Linked DNA regions of Homo sapiens: region 2 is linked to region 1. The links are chromatin loops, found by intact Hi-C in ENCODE. Cell type or tissue: endothelial cell of umbilical vein. All regions are shown on one strand. Each heading gives the region's core, and the rest is flanking DNA. Links, peaks and the distances in the headings are about the cores only. Region 1 holds the start of LOC105374777 (a long non-coding RNA gene). Region 2 has its middle 46 kb from the start of SERTAD2.

Region 1 (5,385 bases), core at 281-5,280:
TCAGTAGACCTTTAACTCTGCCGTTACTTCTATTCCTAACATGCCACAAGAATAGAGGAAAAAATATGAACAACAGAATGCTTTTTAAAATGCTGATAACACAGGTCTACCAAGCTTTGAGCAAATGATTTCTATGGTGATTCATAGATTAGGTCCAGCTAGGTTGAGAGTGCTGAGGAAGAACAGTACGGAGGTTCCTCAAAAAACTAAAAACAGAACGACCATCTGACCCAGCAATCCCACTACTAGATATATACCCAAAATAAAGGAAATCAGTATCTCAGTGAGATATTTGCACTCCCATGTTTATTGCAGCACTATTCACAATAGCCAAAATTTGGAAGCAAAGTGAATGTCCATTAACAGATGAATGGATAAAGAAAATGTGGTACATATACACAATGGAGAAGTATTCAGCCATAAAAAAGAATGAGATCCTGTCATTTTCAACAACATGGATGGGGCTGGAAGACATCATGTTAAGTGAAATAAACCAGACAAAGAAAGACAAACTTCACATGTTCTTACTCAATTGTGGGAGCTAAAAATTAAAACAATTGAACTCATGAAGATAGAGAGTAGAATGATGGTTACCAGAGGCTGGGAAAGGTAGTCGGGGATGGCAGAAGTGGGGATGGCTAATGGGTACAAAACTAGAGTTAGAATGAATAAGCTCTGGTATTTGATAGCACAACAGGGTGATTACAGTCAACAATAATTCACTGCACGTTTAAAAATAACTAAGAGTATAATTGGAATGTTTCTTTTAGTATAAACTAAAAGAAAGTTAAGTGTTTGAGGTATACGCTATTTACCCTGATGTGATAAGTATGTATTGTTTGCCTGTATCAAAATATTTCATGTACTCCATAAAATATACACCTACTATGTACCCATAAAAAATTTTTAAAAAGCATGCTAAGGATGAAAGATTAGCTTTGTTTGTTTCCCAGTAAACTTCTCTAAAATAATAATCCCAAAACAGAACTTCTACAAATATTGAGTGTCTACTATGTACCCTCAGGCCTCCACAGACAAGCAAAAGAAGAAACTGAAGATTTCCCTCCAAAGATTAACTCACCTGTAAATTAAAGAGAGATCTGCCTGCCATATGTGCCTAAATTTAGAAAAAAAATTAAGGGTATTTTTAGTTAAAAAATTTTTAATAGATGATACATACTCAATTCCAAGATACAAAAGGATAGATCATGGAAAATAATTTTCTCTCCCATCCTAGCCTCTCAGTTACCTCCCAGAAGGCAAACATTGTTACAGGTTTCATATATATAATTTGAATATATATACAAGTTCATATATACCATGTATACTTATTTTTCTAAAGTAAATCATAGTAGTTTATATTGTTTCTGCACCTTTCTTTTTTCACTTAACAATATCTTGGAGATACTTCCCTATCAGTACATAAAGGGATTGTTTTAATCTTCTTCAAGGCCACATAACAGTTCATTATATAGATGTACCATGATTGTGGGACATTAATATTGTTTCTAACCTTTTGCTAGTACACACATTGCAACAACCAATGACTTCACATGTAAGTACTGCATCTGTAGCATAAACTTCTAGAAATGAAATGACTGGATCCAAGGGTAAGTGCAGTTGCCAAATTGTCTTTCATGAGGGTCCTGCCATCAAATGGGTGTTTTATAATGAATGCACTGTTAACAATTGCTATTGTGGTTGTTGTTTAAGTACTCATACAGTGGTAGGGCACAGTACTCTCCTCAGCAAAACCATGTAATAATGCTGTTTTTACAGACACCCCCACTTCATAGACTAGTTGTTAGCAAGAACAGTACATTGTATGCTACTCTACTTGAATTTTGTGGTTATAGAATAATTGGCATGGTAACCAAGCCATGGTTTAGTTAGGCTTTAAAAAACAAACCTATATCTATGTATGTATATCCAATCCTTTTTCTTAATAAATCTAAAAGGCAGTCGACTCTGGAGTATGTGGAGTTTAGAAAGTGAAACTGACTAGAAACCAAGATGAAAGATAATCAGGCTTCCTCTTCAGTGCTGACTGCAGCAGACCAACCAAATTATAAGAAATAAATTACCGTTAAAAAAATTCCCCGTTTTAATTACTGCAAATGTTAACGTGACTAGGTAAGAACTATTTTTAATCACCTATAATTACACGGTTAGTGTACAGCTAAAAGCACGAAGTCAGTATCCAAAAGCCACAATTAAAAAAAACAACAACACTAAGACAAACTTTGCTTTTGTTTGAAATGTGCAATATTTTTCCTTTACATGCTCTCTCTTCCCGAATAAATGCTACGTTTAGAATTGCTAGGGTTCCGCAGATACAGAAAGCCAGCTAGAAACATCCCTTCCCTGAATTCGATGGGCTTACGTCTTACCCAGCTTGAGCAAATTCTTGGCGAATATTTCATGAACTCACAAGAGACGAATTTGACATATTTAGAAGGGATGTAAAATAAAGTAGTGTAGGTTTTAAAGCTTTAGAAAATTGGGGAATTCCTTGGGCCAGAGAGAGATCATTAGACCTGCAATTCATACTTGGAATTACAAAGGGATACACAAAATTGAATTCTTTCCGATCATTGTGTATTAGCATCTCCCATTCTAGGTAGGATTTTTCGTTCACGATGAAGGCAAGGAGAGGGAGGGCCAGCTAGGTCCGCGGTCGGAGGAGTGTCTATAAATAGAAGGTGAAGTGTTCTAATACCGACAGGGTGCGTCATAGCGTCCCTCCCCCGAGCCGAAAGCGCCCAGGCAGCCCGCGGGAGCCACTGCGCGGCACCGGGACGCCCGCCCGGCTTCCCGCTCCCCGCCCTGGCCCGCGCCCCTCTCCCTCCTAGGAGCTGGAGACCTGCAGGCAGGGGCAGGGGACCCGGTCCTCTGCAGAACCCGAGCTCAGGGTTGCGTTAGACCCACTCCGGGGCGCACGGTCTTCAGCGGAGGGACGGCGGGGTGCGAAGGACCGAGGCGCCCCTGCTCGGGTGGCAGCCGATCGCCGCCTCCCGCATCCCCCGGCTGCCTCCCCCGTCCGGTCCTACCCTCCTCCCTGCCCGCGAAGGGAGAACAATAACCCGAGCGCGCCTGGGAAGCGGAGACACTGGGAGGCGGGCAGACAATGCGAGGGAGTTGCGAGGGGGCAGCCCCAGCGCACCGCGCGTTCTCGCTGTGTCCCAGCCGCGCCCGAGGGCTTGGCCTGGGGCAAGCGGGCCGCGGGGGCGCAGTAAGAGGCTACGTGGAAGATAATTTAGGTCTCTTGAAATCTAAAATCTCACAGCGTCTGTTCAAGGCCGGGGAGAATTTCCTCCAGTCTAGATAGAACATCAGCAGTTGGTTAAAATACACACAGACATGTGTGTATTTGGGTCCTTTTCTATTTTGGATCTGAATCTCTAAAGTCACTTTTGGAATTTCCATAAGCCTGTCTTTTTGTAAACAGATTTTTCTGGGATTCCCCCACCCCGACTCCTGTCTTGCGCTGCTTGTTCTTCCAGCTTGACCCTGTCCAGGTATCCCTCCCTCTCTCCCTCCCTCCTTCTTTTCCTCCTTCCCTCTCTCCCTACACACATACATTTGCCCCAGTTTGCACCTTTTTTTTTTTTTTTTTTTTTTTTGGTGCTGCAATTCTTTCTCCCTTTTGATTGGCGCTTTCTTTGGGTTCTTCTGCCCTTTTCGAAGTGCTGGTTTTATTTCCATCCCTCTCATAATTTGTTTTCTCCAATTCATTTCCTCTTTTTTTTTTTTGTCACAAGTAACTGTATCTGCATGATTTTTTCTTCCTACTGCCATAAGTTCTGTTCCCTTAAGGGCTCAAGCGTTCCTGGGGTAGGGAGGGGACAAGAGAATTTCATTGCATTTTATCTGAGGGAAATAATGTGTTGTAGTTCCACTTTCAGGGAGTCGGGGATACTGGGATTTTATACTTACATATGGGTCAAACCGTCTTAGCTGAATAAATCACAAACCTCTGTAATATCTAGGGTGCTTGGGTGCTTGCTTACAATAAAAAAGGCATGCAGGAAAAGCGGCGGTGGGGGGGGAAGTATTTTCAAATTAGGTCTCTAAATAGGGATTTTACAACATCCGTTTATTATTATTATCATATTATTATTATTTAGAAATGGGATCTCACCATGTTGCTCAGGCCGGTCTCCAACACCTGGCCTTAAGGGAGCCTCCCAACTTGGCCTCCCAAAAGTGCTGGTATTACAGGTGTGAGCCAGCATGCCACCCTCCACTTATCTTAAAGTAAAATTTTGATTATATAGTATGTGAAAGAGACTGGCATCTTTCATTCACCCATGAAGTGCCATCTCCTTGGTCTCATTTTTTTGCATTTGTCCTCATCTGCGGAATGTCTGGCCACTTTGCTGTTTCCTCTGGGTGTGGTTTAGAGTACAAAGTACAACCCTTTATCAACCAAGCAAATCAGAAATAGCTCCTAGATGTGGGACGTGAGAAAAAAATCAGGCAAAAGAATGGTTAACATTTTAACAAAAAGCATGCTGTTTGTGGCTGAAATATTTGGAGGTAAGAAGGTGTGTGAGTGGTCCCAGGGTGAGGGGGCGAGGTAGGAGTGGGGGTTGTGCAATTATGATAAATATCTAGGAGGCAGTTCTCTTTGCCAGGGCTGACCCCCAGGTTGGGCGGGGCCTGGACATAGCACAGATCACGTTTCTCCGCAAGTGATACCAGATAGAAATGAATGTGGTGCAGCCATGACAGAAAAACCTACAACCAGTGGCAGCAATGACAACATGCAGAGATGAGGAAGAGTTGTCCAGCTGAGGAGAGAGAAGTGCAGGGTAACTGACAGGTTTGTCTTTGTGGGTACCAGCTCTGTATCAGGAGCCCTTCCTCCATCCTGCCACCTCTTCTGCCTGCCTAAGTTACCAAACCTGCTTTCTGCCAGCCAGGACCTAGATTGAAGGGGAATCAAGAACAAGCTATAGGTCATGAGCAATCCTAGCCCCACATGCCAGCCTCACACCCTTCAAAACATTGTAAAGATTTGAGCATCCAAAAGTCAGGTTCTAGCCAGCAGGGTTAAGACTCTAAAATAATAATCATATTGTATCAGTATTGAAATTTATTTTATGCTAGGTACTCTGCTATGTGCTTTAACACAGTATCTCATTTAATCTATGTGCTTTAATCTCAGTATCTCATTTAGCAACAAGAGGACTTTGAGATATATATTAATACTCTTATTTTACACATGAGAAAACCAAAGCAGAGAGGAGTGATTAAGGGTTTATTTGCCTTTGGTCACAAGGCTAATGAGTAGTAGACCAGGACTCAAACCGCTGTCTAGCTCCAAAGCCTGTAATATGAACCCCTCTGAACAAGGAGGAGATAAAGGCCATTCCCAACCAC
Region 2 (5,385 bases), core at 124-5,123, 69 kb before region 1:
AATCTCATTCATCTATTTGTTCCAATGGAGATTTACTAAGTACCTACTAGGAGGTAGCCTAGTGTGGTGATTAATAGCTTGGAATTTGTTCCAGGCTGCCTGGGGTCCAAATTCTTACTAGCTTGTGGCCTTAGACAAAGTACTTAACCTTTCTATGCCTTAGTTAAATGGACGAAACAGTATCTCCCTCATAGAGTTGTTGTGAGGGTATTTGAAGGAGATACTTCCTGGTGGAGAGGAAGATCTATAGAATGCTTAATGCTAATACTAATAATAGTGCCAAGCACTATCATAAATATTGGACAAAAATGAATAAGATACAGGAATAAGATACAGCCCCTTCCCTCAAGGAGGTTACAACCCAGTACAGGACACACAACAAGAAGATTTTTTTTTTCCAAATATTTGATAAATATTCAGATAATCATTGTAAGAAAACATTTACTGTGCACTAAATAACATTCTCTGTCACTTAATCCTAGTGACACAGTTAGAGACTACTGTTATATCCAGGTTACAAATAACAAAACTGAGTACTTGAAGGTTTACACAATTACCCAAAGTCATTCAGCTGCTATATAGCTGGGATCTAAACCCAGGTAGCCTAATTCCAGAGAAATAGAGATTTACTGGCTCACCATAGCATAATGGTTAAAAGCATAAGCTCTGGAATCACAAAAGAAAACACCATTAATTCTCCCTACTAAGGCCAAGGAAGAGATAACATTTGGGTTACGCTTAAAGGAGGAATAAAATTTCACCATGCAGAAACAGGGAGAAGCAACCACAAAATGATGTAATTAAGGATGGGGAAATAAAATGGCAAAGTGTGTGTATTTAGGATACTGAGACTTTTTTTGATGAGGTTATAACATAAAATGTACTTGAGGAGAGAGGGAGAGGATGAAGCAGAAGTCAGTTGGGGTCATTTCTGGCACAGCCTTCATACGAGTGTAAATTCTATCCTGAATACTTTCCAAACCTTTTCACATCAGGGCATACAAAAATAAAACATTTGTACAGCATACTGCAGGAAATGAACCCACCTGTTTGCTGCTGGAGCCCACAGGTGACCAGCGCAGCCAGGATCTATTGCCCGCTCTCCCCTAAGGGCCGAGGGGATTGGATATGGGGTGTGAAATAGAGAGCTGGGATTCCAGTTTAGATGATTAAGGGATGGAGAGAGATGCCGTGACAGGAAATAGAGAATTTAGAAGGGTAAGCTGGGAAAACAGAACAAGTTTAATTCAGGATATGCTGTCAGGGGCCTGCAAGACAATTAGGAGAGAACTTTGTAATACCTTACCAGAGATCAGGAGAAAAATCCTACCATTATCTGACTCATCAACCCACACTTTCCAAAATCCTTGCTTTCTTACCTTAATTAATTATTACCCCAGTGTTGTGTTCAAGCCATATGTCCAATGTCTTTTGGATCCATGAAAAAGAAGATTGAATATTTTTTGGGAAATGTGTTTATAAATATGGGGAGAAAGTAGAAGGATTAGAAGGAGAGGGGGTGAAAATGACTTGCATTTTTAGAAAAGGTGACAAGTGCGGCTTTTGATATATCTTTATAAGAGCACAGCCTACAAAATGGTTCTAAAAAGTTAAGGGGAATAGTTTGTAGCCAAACAATTAAATTCACTGGGTATTAGGGAAGGTACAATGCAATTGTGCAACACTGGAATTTGACCAGGTCATTAGGGTCAAGTAGTTAAATGTAGAAGGTACTTCTGATTACCTAGAATATGAAAACGTCTGTTTTCCTATGCATTAAAGGAAAACTTCTAAATCACACTGTCTTTCATTTCTCTTGTCCCTTAATTCTGAATGTAACCAATGATACTTAAGTGGTACAACTGGAGGGGAGAAAAGATAATACTCCCAAAATACAGATGAGAAAATGTTTTAATTAGTGATTTTGAAGTAGTTAATGTGTGTTAACAACTGTGGTTCTATAAAAAGAAACCATGCGGAGAATATACCAACATTTAGTTTATGTTTTCACAAGTATATGCTGACTGTCTCATTATTAAGTACACAGAGCTCAAAAAAAACCAGTGCTACAGAGAGTGTACACTAACTGTTAAACATTGTAGAAGAGGTTGAGAGATACTGGCTAATGACTACCATAAAAGGAGTAGATGACTAAGAACAGAGAGGATGTGTGACTAAAAAGTCCCTCTATGGTTCTTTGAAAATTCCCTGAATAACTAGGCATGCCAAATGTGGTCTGTCATAAAATTATTTGATGCTAAACTCTGTAGTTAGACGACAAATATACGCTGTGTCCAAAGGAGAAAGTCTTTGTATAGACCATTTAATTGCAAAGTGCCAAGACAAATCAAGACCATTAATAAGTGAAAGTGTTAATCAAATTAAAGTGTGACCCAGAGTTCAAACACTCCTGGGCTAGATTGGGCTCACTCTACAGACTCATTCAATTTTTAGGGGGCATGACCACTGTGCAGCGGCCAGGCACTTTGGGCCACCACTGCTCCTTTCTACTCCTGAAAATGTACAGGAAGTATTGCTTCTCACAGATCCTTGAACACTGTAGAGTAATACTAGCTGGCACATCACAGCCTATCTCTAGTAAATCAACCTTTTCACCCCAAAGGCTTACTTACCACAGCTATACCAAAACTGCAGATATTAAAAAAAAAATCCCAGTACACATTTGGAAATGTATCATAATTCCCCTACACATACAACCGTCTCTGAATATGCTAATTGGAACAACCGATTTTCTTTAAAAATGTTACTTTTCCCTCAAGTAATAACTCCAAATTATTATAATAATGGTAATAGTTACTACTGTTACGTAAAAACATCATTTGATCCTTAAACTCATGAGGTAGGTTTCAGATGGGGAGACATATGCAAGGTCATATCCTTTAAGATCAGACTGGAAGCCAGGCACAGTGGTGTGCCCCTGAAATTCCAACTGCTCAGGAGGCTGAAGTACCAGGATCGCTTGAGCCCAGAGAGGCAACACAGTAAGATCCTGACAAGGTCTCGCTCTGGGTCCCCACACAAATCTCATCTTGAATTGTAATCCAAATTGTAATCCCCATGCACTGGGGGAGGGACCTCGTAGGAGGTGACTAGATGATGGAGGCAGTCCCCCCATGCTGTTCTCATGATAGCGAAGTGAGTCCTCACAAGATCTGATGGTTTTATAAGGGGTTTTTCCCACTTTGCTCGCACTTCTCCTTGCTGCCACCATGTGAAGAAGGACGAGTTTGCATCCCGTCCGCCATAATTGTAAGTTTCCTGAGGCCTCCTCAGCCATGCTGAACTGTGAGTCAATTAAGCCTCTTTCCTTTATAAATTACCCAGTCTCAGGTATGTCTTTATCAGCAGCGTTGAGAATGGACTAATACAGATCTCATCTCATATCAAAAAAACAAACAAACATCAGATTGAAACCCAAGTTTGTCTAACTTCAAAACCCATGTTTGTTTCACTACACTACATTGTTTCTTGATACTCTTCTGTTTGCTAAAATACATATTACAGACATTCATGGGAGAAAATATATTGAGTAACTAGTGACTCAAATGGGGAAACAGTTTTGAATGACTACAGGACTGTCTTGTAAAACACAGCAATGACTTTTTATGCCATGTGATTGAGGTTTTTTTTTTTTTTTTTTAGTTTTAGTTTTGGCTTTCCTAGTGTATGCCTGTTATGTATCCCTCTAGACATGTCTAGAATACTATATCAAATTTCACTAATATACAGTCCTTTAGTAAAATGTATACCCTCACCATGTGTGAATCCTGCATATTTAAGAATCCATATTCCACGTATACAATGAAAAATAAGCAAATCTTTACTCATCTTTAGAGCTTTCTTGCTTTTCTTTCTTTCTTTCTCTCTCTCTCTCTCTCTCTCTCTCTCTCCCTCTCTCTCTCTCTCTCTCTCTCTTTCTTTCTTTCTTTCTTTCTTTCGAGACGAAGTCTCTCTCATCCCCCAGGCTGGAGTGCAATGGCGTGATCTCAGCTCACTGCAACCTCTGCCTCCCGGGTTCAAGTGATTCTCCTGCCTCAGCCTCTCGAGTAGCTGGGATTACAGGCACCGGCCACCATGCCCGGTTAATTTTTATATTTTTTAGTAAAGACGGGGTTTCACTATGTCAGCCAGGCTGGTCTCGAACTCCTGATCTCAGGTGATTCTCTCACCTCGGCCTCCCAAAGTGCTGGGATTACAGGCTTGAGCCACCGCAGCCGGCCCCACAGCCTTCTTTAATTCAAGATAATTGATTGAAAAATAAAGAATGAAGCTTACTTTCCTTATTGGTATTTTAATAAATCCTTACTGGTATTTTAATAATCCCATGTACAATGAAGAACAGATTTTATAAAAAGTTTAATTTTCTGAAATGATAAATTGTAAAATGGCACTTTGTTCCCCTAAAAGAATACAGTCAAATATTAAAAATATATACCATAATCACAGGGGATATTTATTTCTCTTGTTGCATCTATTCCCCTTCTTTCACAACCTCACCATTCTTTTCTTTGAGAACCACCTCTCCCTTTTTTCTCAGTCTGGATGACTTAATTCTCGGCACCAGGGATGGGCACATGGCCTAGGCCTGGCCAGTCAGTGCATTTCATCCCCTTTGCCACAGTGGTTGGTTCACAGGTGCATACATATCCCAAGACAGGCCAATGAGATTCCACACCAAGATTTCCACACAAAATATTGGGAAGTGCCTTCTTTCTTTCTGGGATGCTAAAATGGTAAGACTATGGATTCTTGCTGTCTTTACTACCACATGGGAACAATGCATGTAAGAATGAAGACACTACAGGGGAAACCAATGAAGAAAAGTGGGAAAACAACATATTCCTGATATTATTTGAGCGGCAGCAAGTTCAGGGATGGGGAAGGTTGGTCTCACCAGCCTATCCCTGCTATGTGGCCTTACTGTGATGCAGGGCACCCAGCTCCCTTAACACCTTATTTCTAGTCTTCCTGCCAATGCTAGGAGCACCGGATACCATTTTTGTTTTTGTTTTTTTAAATAGACCACAATCAGTTTCTGTTTTTGTTTGTTTGTTTGTTTGTTTGTTTTTTGAGACGGAGTCTCGCTCCTCTTTTGCCCAGGCCGAAGTGCAGTGGCGCTATCTCGGCTCATGCAAGCTCCGCCTCCCGGATTCACGCCATTCTCCTGCCTCAGCCTCCCGAGTAGCTGGGACTACAGGCACCCGCCACCGTGCCCGGCTAATTTTTTTTGTATTTTTAGTAGAGACGGGGTTGCACCGTGTTAGCCAGATGGACTCGATCTCCTGACCTCGTGATCCGCCCGCCTTGGCCTCCGAAAGTGCTGGGATTACAAGCGTGAGCCACCGCGCCCGGCCCAGTTTCTGT

The links. Peaks named below come from ENCODE experiments on the same cell type or tissue, not always from the same donor. Only the 100,000 strongest peaks of a DNase experiment are listed, where the experiment ranks them.
Region 2: it touches region 1 in a loop (2.0-fold over the local background); 7 of 110 quality-filtered maps call a loop at or near these places.

The regions. Positions count from the first base shown.
Region 1 is chr2:64,765,183-64,770,567 of GRCh38, forward strand. LOC105374777 (a long non-coding RNA gene) reads right to left here and starts at 3,015. Exons shown (of 6, transcript XR_940177.3): 1 at 2,864-3,015; 2 at 2,391-2,689; 3 at 1,082-1,117. RefSeq lists an enhancer at 2,455-3,300 and a silencer at 2,699-3,198. In endothelial cell of umbilical vein, for the core only: no CTCF peak of the experiment used is centred there; DNase peaks (open chromatin) are centred at 1,829, 2,719 and 3,069; H3K4me3 peaks cover 1,553 bases; H3K27ac peaks cover 2,073 bases.
Region 2 is chr2:64,696,745-64,702,129 of GRCh38, forward strand. No RefSeq gene overlaps it. Among named protein-coding and RNA genes, the nearest start is that of SERTAD2, 46 kb to the left of the region's middle. RefSeq lists enhancers at 2,146-2,215, 3,293-3,352. In endothelial cell of umbilical vein, for the core only: no CTCF peak of the experiment used is centred there; a DNase peak (open chromatin) is centred at 2,177; H3K27ac peaks cover 1,460 bases.